Regions from separate parts of the Homo sapiens genome. Here region 2 is linked to region 1. A link is an interaction called in ENCODE POLR2A ChIA-PET data of the cell type or tissue named here. Cell type or tissue: GM12878. All regions are shown on one strand.

Region 1 (5,000 bases):
GATATAAACGTATTCCATGTAGAAGATCATTTAAATTTTGAATTTAAGTTTTTAGATCCCCAATTTATATATTTATGCTGTGTACATGAAGTACAAAAAGAGAAATTTAAAATAATAGCATGAAAGATAAATACACATACAAGTTCCAGTATTTTCTGACAACAAATGGATCATGGCACACTCCTCACTTAGAAGAGTCCTGGAATTTTTCACATAGAATTATAGTTTGGTTTTCACATATCTAATTTTCCTTCTAAATTGTGAGCTAGTTGAAGACAAGAACAGATTTGAACAAGACTTGAAAATCTTTGGATTTAAGTGCAATTGCCTAATATCATGCTGAGTTCTTAGTAAATACATAGTAAGTATTCCTTGTATTCAAAAAGGATGTGCCATCAGGGTGTAAGCTAAGAAAGTGTAGTAGTGTCAGCTTTTATGGACATTTGAGCTGATTCCAACAGCCCCTAGTTGAAATATGAATTCATCTCCATATTTCCCAGAGTTTCAACTATAACAACTTATACACAAACATGCCCAAGAGAATATGTGTTGATCTCTATCTCTTAGGAGAATGTACACAGGACACCTGTTTTTCTGGAAACTTGCTCAATAGAATTTTAGATAAAAGACCAGATGACCATAGTGGAGATTTGGGAATTATTAGAATGTTGCTCTGCCCATGCACTGTCCAGGGCTAGTAGCTCTCGAATTTAAAATCTTTACATAAGATGATGTCAGGCATGTAGAAAAAACACAGATAATTCTCCAAAACACAGTTACTAATGGTTTTTATCCTGTTGGAAAGAATTTAGATGTGGCATTTTAGCTACACTAACATGGATAGATTAAAGGTATACTACATAAAAGTTATTATCTTAATAAACAAACAAGGACTAGGAAGTCTTTGACCATAAGCCATAATTCTTTTACATTTCTAGATTTCCACCTAGCTGTCTAGTACTGAAAGTTAAATGTTCACAACTGGAGTTTTGGCTCAGCAATTGCTTAACTTTTCATTGCAATACCTCTTCATGGATGTAAAATGGATGGATTTTGCTTTAAAAAATAATACTTTTTTCTTATAGCTTTTTAAAATTATAATTATTTTGTGTCAGAAATATAATTGTACTCCATATTGAAAGGTAACCCAGTGGGGGAATAATTTTGTACAATTACAAAAAGTTTTAATAAAAGACTGATAAGTAAAGTTTTAAATTTTTAATGCATTCTGCAGGCAGTTGAATGCCTTTTGCCGACTCTGTCACTTATCATTAAAGCTGTGTGAAAGGGAGGCCTACCTGTTATACTTGACTTGATTGGCAAAAGTGTACCCTGACAAATAAAAGTGAAAGAGACAAAAGTCAAAATGAAAAAAAAAAAATTAAAAACACTCACAGTTTCATAGCTAATTTAACATTAATGCCTCCCTTTTACCCACAAAAATTTCTTTGTATTTAATATTCTGTTCTTACCTACTTATTAGCCTACCATTGTGACTGTTAAATTCCTGTATAACATACAGCAATAATTCATTTCTGTAAAGGCACATCCAATTTCCAGGGCATGCTTTTTGGCTTAATTTGAAAAAATTACCCTCATTTGACAGAGAAAACACTTTTCAACATGCACAACCTACACATTTATGTGCAAACTAAATCCAAAGAGTGTAATCTATCTAAGCTTTCTGTGATGAAGGCATCATGAGAGCCATCCTGCAAGCTGCACTGAATTTGCTTCAAGGCTACAATTTGACGTCTTCCTACTGGAGTATCATGCTAGTGTTTGATTGTTTGTTTACCCTGGATTCTTCAGATCCTAAACAACCCACCCAAATCTTTTTCAGTTTCTTCAGGTTTGTGTCCAGTGAGCATCAGCAGCCTGCATTCTACTGCACTGTCCACAGACTAGGAAGATTCAAGTTCTGTATTCAGCTCCCTCTGCCCTCTTCAAACTGGCATGGATAATCTTGTGGCAAACATCAAATTGTCACTTGGTTTCATGTGTCTGTTGCCTAATAAGTTTATTTTGGATCAGACTGATTTCCCAGCATATGCTCAAGATAGAATCTTCAAATGATGCAAAGTGGGATTTTCAAATTATGATCCTGAGCATTTTTTTTTCCTTATCCACTTACATGTAATCTAAAAATAAATACCCAGGCTCCAACAGGATATGACAACTTCAGCAAACAAAATTGAAAATAGCTGCCTTACAATAGTCTCTCCCTCCAAATGAAACAGGGGAAAATATACCTTTAGAGAAAAATACAGCGCCTGTTAAGGAACAGACAATCTACTCACAGCAGGTTTGTGAAGAGAGGCACAAGGACATAAACAGCTCAGGATGGGTATCAAGCAAGGAAAAAACCAGCCAGCAATCACTGTGCTGAATCCCGGAAGGGGCGCGGGGAAGTGGTCACAGGTGATTGTCATGTGTGATAATTATTATTACTGTACACCTGCTCCTCCGCACTAATTAACTTTGGATATGCAAATCAATCCTATTGCATCATGCCCGTGCTCTCCTCCCCTACAGATAAGAAGATGTTCAGCTGCTGGATTTAATTAGGATAATGAACGCCAGGCCCACGGTGGCTTGGCAGGGGAGGTGGGGGGGAAGCTGTGACTGACCTTTTCTCCCAAAACGTTGACATTTTCTAAGGCTTCTGAGCACTCGAAGTCACCTCCATGGCTGGGACATTGATAGGAGCGGATTGATGAGGTGTCATTAGAGGAGAGACGCCGTGGCCCCAGCGTTTGCTGGGAGAATACAGCAGGTGTTCTGACAAGGACACACACCATCACTGTTATTTGCCAAACAATTCTCTTGATTCACTAAAGTCAAGCATGCCAGCATTTCTTTATAAAAGAAAACAAGGCTGCTTTTCATATCCACCCAGAGGAGAGGTCATCACTAAATTGCATTTCTGAATTACTTCTCATTTCACATCAATATATTAAAAAGGTTTCTATTATTCCTCTCCCTTCACATCTTCCTTTCCTCTGCACCCCTCCAATCTCCCCCACCCTGCACTGCCCAGAATCCTCATGGCATGGAAGCTGAAAACATTATGCGATAGTAAGTTAAAAGGGGTTAACTTTGTTCATATTAATCCCTATAATTCCATTCCTATAACATAAGGTGACACAAGGGCTTCTGTTATCAAATGGAATGAGAGGGCAAAACGGCATCTTCTCATTTGGATATCTGGCCTACTTGTTTATCAAAAAATTGTTTGCAATTACATATATATATATATTCCTTATTTGAATTTCAAATTCAAAGATATGCATACAAAATAATATGGAGGAACATAGACTCAATACTGTTCTGTTTTTCTCTCTCTGATCATTTACTCAGCTTTAACTTTTTAGCCATCTGTGTGCCAAGCTTTTCCTATATTTTCCATTCTGACAGTGGAGTTTTATGTAGTAATAAAATAATACCACACTATCTCTCTTTTTTCTATTCTCTTAATGTGTTAAATTATAATAGAAGAATAACTTTAGAAACTAGTCAATTTCACAAAGATATGAAATAAAAGCCCCTTGGTGTATCTGAAAAACCAAACTGATCAGAGCCCAACATGAAGGCAATGCTAGAGTTTCATTTCTAGAATGAAGCAGAAAGGTTTCACAAATTACACCTGGATTTAAATAAAAAAGAGTGCGGTATAATTCTGTGTCTATAATCTTGATATGGTGCACATCGCATGAGGTTTCTTCTAAGAAAAAAGCTTTGAGGTGGTTTACATTTGTTTTAGATCCAAGAGATGACTTACTACTCTTTCCTTTTCTCTAAAAAATGTCATTAATACTTGCATAGGGAAGTATTAATTCCTTTGTAAGGAAGTATCACAAATACTAGTATATATTCAAGTAATATGTTAGGGGGTGGAGATAAATTGATCTTTTCTCCAGTACTTTAAAAAATCAGATAGTTAAACCTAGAACTCTAAGATAATATAGAATCTAATAATCTAATATAAAGAAAAACAAGTGCAAGAAAAACTGCTATCTTTTATTTTTTTCCTCTGAGGTATTACAAAGTGTTGGAATTTAGTAATCAGGGTTTATCTCTTATAACAAGATAGTTACTAGAATGTTATAGGTTACAGCTGGTTGCAATATTCCTTATTTTCTTATTATACCCCTTTCATAATGAGGTTTCAGCATACACTGTTAGTTAACATTTGGCAAGGTACAGCTTTAGAGGTTCCACACATAAGGCTATCAGCAAGGAGCAGGATGTGTCATATAAAATGGGAGTGAACATTTGAAGTTTGCTTGTGTTTCCTTAAAAAAAGAAAGCTAGAGAGAAAGCTCTAGATCAATCATTTTATCATTTGGCTTATTAATTGCTACTTTATTTAGACTGTCTCTGCAATTACTAGTAAAGGTTGTCTCTTCCTGCTCCTTTATCTCTCAATCATGTCTCTTCAGTTCTGCACCTTCGGATATAAAGCTCCCACAGCTCTACCTAGAAATATTTTGGCTAGCTCTGTCTCCCCTCCCCAGCTTCAGTACTTCTCTACAAAAGCCTGTGAAACTGATTTCATTAAGAATATTCTCAAGTATGTTGGCATTTTTTATTGCAGCACTTGTTCATTATCAATCTCAGAACTAGAGAAGTAGAATTGTTGAACCAAGAACCTGGACTCTGAATCTTCAGGGAGGCAATGTCTGACTGCGAAGAGCAGAGCAGCTGAAGGCTCCTTCCCCAGCTACAGACACCTCTAGACCTTGACTCCTTAGACAAGAGGCGCCAGTGGTTTCACAGATCTATGTGCTTAGTACAAAAGGAAGAAAAGGCCACCACCACCTCAATACGACTGCAGGAAGTCATGGTAGAGGTTCACATCCAAAGAGACCACATTAAACCAGGATTTAAGAAGTTAGAACTCAAAAGTCTTACTTTCAAGTCACAACTTTGATTTGGGAGGTCCACTTAAACCTCACATTAACTTTCTCTCTTTGTTTTATCTTGCTGGCTATGTATCC
Region 2 (5,000 bases), 190 kb after region 1:
TAAAATAAAAAAATAAGCTTTTATTTTACCTTCATTTATTTCCTCTCTGGCACGGTTCATTTCTTTTGCAGATGTGAGTAATAACAGGTATATTATTTTCCTTCACTCTCAAGAGCTTTTTAAAAACATTTCTTGCAAGGTGGGTCTACTGTTGATGTGCTGGTAAGGTGTGGGAGAATATGAGACCTTTTATAATCTTACGACTAAATCTGCTTTTTATTTTTATTATTTAGTTTCTTTCCTATTTTATTTTAAGTTCAAGTGGTACATGGCAGGTTTGTTACATGGGTAAATTGTGCGTCATGGGAGTTTGGTATACGGATAATTTTGTCACCTAGGTAATCAGCATATTAGGTAGTTTTTCAGTGCTCACCCTTCTCCTACCCTATACCCTTAAGTAGGCGCCGTTGTCTTTTGTTCCCTTCTTTGTGTCCATGTGTACTCAGTGTTTTCCTTCTGCTTATAAGTGAGGACATGCAGTATCTAGTTTTCTATTCCTGTGTTAATTTGCTTAGGACAATGGCCTCCAGCTCCATCCATGTTGCGGCAAAGGACACGATCTGATTCTTTTTTATGGCTGTGTAGTATTCCGTAGTGTATATGTACCACACTTTCTTTATATAGTTCACCATTGATGGACATCTAGGTTGATCTTTGCTATTGTGAATGGTGCTGCAATGAACATTCATGTGCATGGGTCTTTTTGGTAAAGCAATTTATATTCTTTTGGGTATATACTCAACAATGGGATTGCTGGGTTGAATAGTATTTCTATTTTAAGTTCTTCGAGAGTCTTTCAACTGTTTTCCACAATGGCTGAACTGATTTGCATTCCCACCAGCAGTGTATAAATGTTCCCTTATCTCTGAAACCTCGCCAACATCTATTGTTTTTTGACTTTTTAATAATAGTCATCCTGACTGGTACAAGATGGTATCTTGTGTTTTTGATTTGGATTTACCTAATGATAAGTATAAACCTATTTTTTTGGTGGGGGGCCTATGCCCCAGGATGTGACCTTCACCAGTATTTCTCAGCTTCCTGTACCCTACTTAGGTGAGATAGGAAAGCTAGAAGAGGCTGGAGTGGTTATTTTTCTTCTCCCATGTTGATTAGGTTCTGGCAAAGTAGTTTCCCTTCCCCTGCTGGAAACAGGAGATTTTTCTGATATTCACTGTGAGAACATGGAGGGCTTATAGTAAAACTCTGCCCCAATAAGATGTGATTCTCTGTATTCACTTGTCTTTCCAGTTTTTGGGCACTGATTTGCCTTGTAACCTCAGTTCTCTGATGGATTAAAGAAAAGCTGTTGATTTTCAGATTGTTCAGTTTTTTTCTTTTTTCTCCCCCTTAAGAAGACAGGAGTAAGGACCTCCAAGCTCTTAATATGTTGAGTGGAAACCTCTCTTTACTTTTTAAGAGCCTTCTAATAGCTACTGTCTTCTTTTTTTTTTTTTTTTTTGGTCTATATTTTATAGCTGTTTTCAGTGGGAGAGCTACAGTTGAGTGTTCCTACTCCATCTTATCTGTACAGATGCTCCTTACAGTGGGGTTATGTCCTCATAAGTCCATCATAAATTGAAATTATTGTAAGTCAGTAAGGCATTTAATACATCTAGCCTACTAAACATCATAGTTTACCCTAGCCTACCTTAAATGTGCTCAGAACACTTTTATTAGCCTACAATTGGGCAAAATCATCTAACACAAAGCCTATTTTCTAATAAAGTGTTGAGTATCTCTTGTAAGAGTATCATACCTCATATCACTAGCTTGAGAAAAGTTCAAAATTTAAAAATTCGAAGTATGATTTCTACTGAATGCACAGTGCTTTTTCACCATTGTAAAGTAGAAAAACCCTGTTGACCATTGTAAGTTGAGGACTGTCTACATTTTTTTGAAATACTGATTTGTTTCCTTTAATGATTATATTTCTATTTAGGTTTTTTATTTTTTGAATTATTTTGGTAAATTATATTTTTTTCTAGGAAATTGTCATTTTTTCTAAGTTTTTAAGTTTACAGATGATAGTGTTTATCATTAGTTTTTTTCAAAATCTCATGCACATCTATGGTTTTGCTCTCTTTCCAGTACTCGCACAATTTTGTAAGAGGATTGTTACCTTTTTAAAGAGAAATCTTGAATATCACCTATTTTGTTTGTTTTTATACTTTAAAATTTTATTTTGTAACTTTTAATTTTTAAATTTTAAAGAGCTTGCAAAAAAAGAATGTTTCCATATTCTCTACTCGACTGCCCTAAATGGTGATATATTATAAAATAGCACATAGTACATTACATAGTTATCAACACCAGAAAATTAGCATTGATACAATACTATTAACCTATTTATATACTTCATTAAAATTTTGCCAGTTCTCCTACTAATGTCCTTTTTTGGTTCAAAATCCAAGATGACACAATATGTGTAGTTATCATTGTCTCTGTAACTCCCTTTGGGAAAATTCTTCAATCTTTTTTTGTCTTTTATGAGCTTAGCGCTCTTTTTTTTCTCCTCTAAATTATTTATTGAAATATTTTCTTTATAGGCTTTAAATACCTTAGTGTAAGCAGAACTTGAAATACAAAGGACAAACATTGTGTAGAACCTAGAACACCCTATCAGTTCATTGAATCATGATTTCCTCCACACAAGTCCTCGGATTCTTAATTTGTTGAATTGATCCTAGGCCTTTGTTGTCTCAGGATATTTTTCCTAAATCCTAATTGATTGACCAGTCTTATCTGAAGAATTCCTGCCCCCTACCCACAATCTGTGTAGGTGAGTTATTCTTCTGTCTCTTAGAAAAAGTTAGACTAGGCTGCAAAGAACCTATACCTCTAAGCGTCTCCTCCATTTTTTTTTTAACCTTCTTTAAATATATTTTTGGGTGTTTAAATGGGATTAGAAGTGTCATCTGGCCCCCAAAAGTGACCACTCTTAAACTAAAGATATTTCCATAATAATCAAAGCATAGTAATTTTCTGGGAGACTTCTCACTTCATCACATCCTTCCATACCCTCTCTGGCAGTTCTCTTGAACTTATCCTAGTGATTCTTCTTCCTATTGAAAAATAATGTGCGTACTGCCACAATTTACTGTAGAGTTCTGTTGTTAGTGGGATAAGGCCAACAATACCATGTAGAATTCTGTTGCTCTTCCTTCTTCATGCATGGAAATTTGTCTAAGTATTGTTAACTCCCTAGATGTCTCTATACTTCCAGCAAAGAGATAGCTGGCAACATAGTTTTGTCATTTCTTGGACAGAACTCTTTTTCTTCTCAGGCCAATGTGATAGCTTCTTAGCTTGCCCTCTTTCAGAATCCTTGTCTTTGGTAGCCCGTAAGGCTGCAGAATTTTTAAAACTGTGTTTGTATATACAGTTCAGTAGTGTTAAGTATATTCACATTGTTGTGCAGCAGATCTCCAGAATGTTCCCATTTTGCAGTACTGAAACTCTATATTCATTAAACAGTAATTCTCCATTTTCCTCTTTTCCCAGCACCTGGAAACCAGCATTCTACTTTTTTGTTTCTATGAATTTAACTACTCTAGATACCTCATAAATGTAGAATCATATAGTATTTGTCTTTTTGTGTGTGGTGTGGCTTATTTTACTTAGCCTAATGTCCTCAAGGTTCATTTATGTTGTAGCATGTGACATGATTTCCTTCTTTTTAAAGGTTGATTAATGTTCCATTCCAAGTATATGCCACCTTTTGTTTAATTATCTGTCCATGGCCATTTGGGTTGCTTCTACTTTTGGCTAATTGTCTGTAATGCTGCTATGAGCATGGGTGTGCATGTATTTCTTCAGGATCTTACTTTTAATTATTTTCAATACATACCCAGAAATGGGATTGCTAGATCATATGGTAATTTTATTTATTTTTTTGAGGAGCCGCCATACCATTTTTTATAGTGATGGGGTAATTTTATGATCCCATCAACGGTGCACAAGAGTTCCAATTTCTGTGCATCCTTGCCAGCATCTGTTATTTTCAAAATTTAAAACAAATTTTGTTTGTTTTTATAGTAGCCATCCTAATGGATAGGGGGTGATATTGTGGTTTTGATTTGCGTTTTTCTAATGATTAGTGGTGTTGAGCATGTTTTCATATGCAAGTTGGCCACTCGTATGTATCTTTAGAGAAATAGCTGTTCAAGTATTTTGCCCATTTTTTATTATTTTAGAGAAAGGGTAACTCTGTGTTGCCCAAACTGGTCTTAAACTCCTGGGCTCAGGCAGTCTGCCTGCCTCGGCCTCCCAAGTGCTTGGATTACAGGCATGAGCCACTGCACTGAGCTGATTTTGCCCATTTTTAAACTGGACTTTTGTTGATGTTGGGTTATAGGAGTTATTTATATATTCTGTATATTTACCTCTTAGGTGATTTGCAAAGAGGTTGACACTTTTGAAGAGTACCAGCTAGTATTTTGTAGAATGTCCTTCAATTTGGGTTTGCTTTAAATTCAGATTATGTGTTATTTAGTAAGAATATCATAGAAATGATATTTTGCTTCTCCCAGTACTATCAGTAGGTGCATGATTTATTGTATATCATTATTAGTGACATTAACTTTGATCCCTTTTAATAATTAAAGTGATATTTGCCAGGTTAGCCTGCCATAAATTCATTATTTTCCATTTACAATTAATAAGTGTCTTGTGGGAAGACATTGAATGTATTTGCATTATGTTGCTTTTAATCATCCATTTGCCTATCTGTTTTAATATCTATTAACGACTTGCCCCAATTATTACTTGCCCCAATTATTACTGTGACATTTGCCAAATGATGATTTTCTATTTTTATCATTTCTTCTACATATCTTAATTTATATTTATTAATTTATTTCAGCTGCAGGAAAGAGCTGTATCAACTCTCTCATTTATTTGTTTATTTATTTACTTAAATCAGTAGACAATGGATTTTTTTTCCTATGGGTTACAGTTCATTAGTATTAGGATGGCACAAAAGCAGTCATGATTACTTT

The links. Peaks named below come from ENCODE experiments on the same cell type or tissue, not always from the same donor. Only the 100,000 strongest peaks of a DNase experiment are listed, where the experiment ranks them.
Region 2: POLR2A ChIA-PET joins it to region 1 with 5 read pairs; 2 of 35 experiments call an interaction of 5 or more read pairs at or near these places.

The regions. Positions count from the first base shown.
Region 1 is chr2:57,883,876-57,888,875 of GRCh38, forward strand. It overlaps LOC124907769 (a long non-coding RNA gene), which reads right to left and starts at 2,783. Exons shown (of 2, transcript XR_007086324.1): 1 at 2,631-2,783; 2 at 1,203-1,332. In GM12878, no CTCF peak of the experiment used is centred here; no DNase peak of the experiment used is centred here; H3K4me3 peaks cover 1,313 bases; H3K27ac peaks cover 2,460 bases.
Region 2 is chr2:58,074,663-58,079,662 of GRCh38, forward strand. The region is part of intron 2 of VRK2 (VRK serine/threonine kinase 2); the gene reads left to right. Among named protein-coding and RNA genes, the nearest start is that of VRK2, 30 kb to the left of the region's middle. In GM12878, no CTCF peak of the experiment used is centred here; no DNase peak of the experiment used is centred here.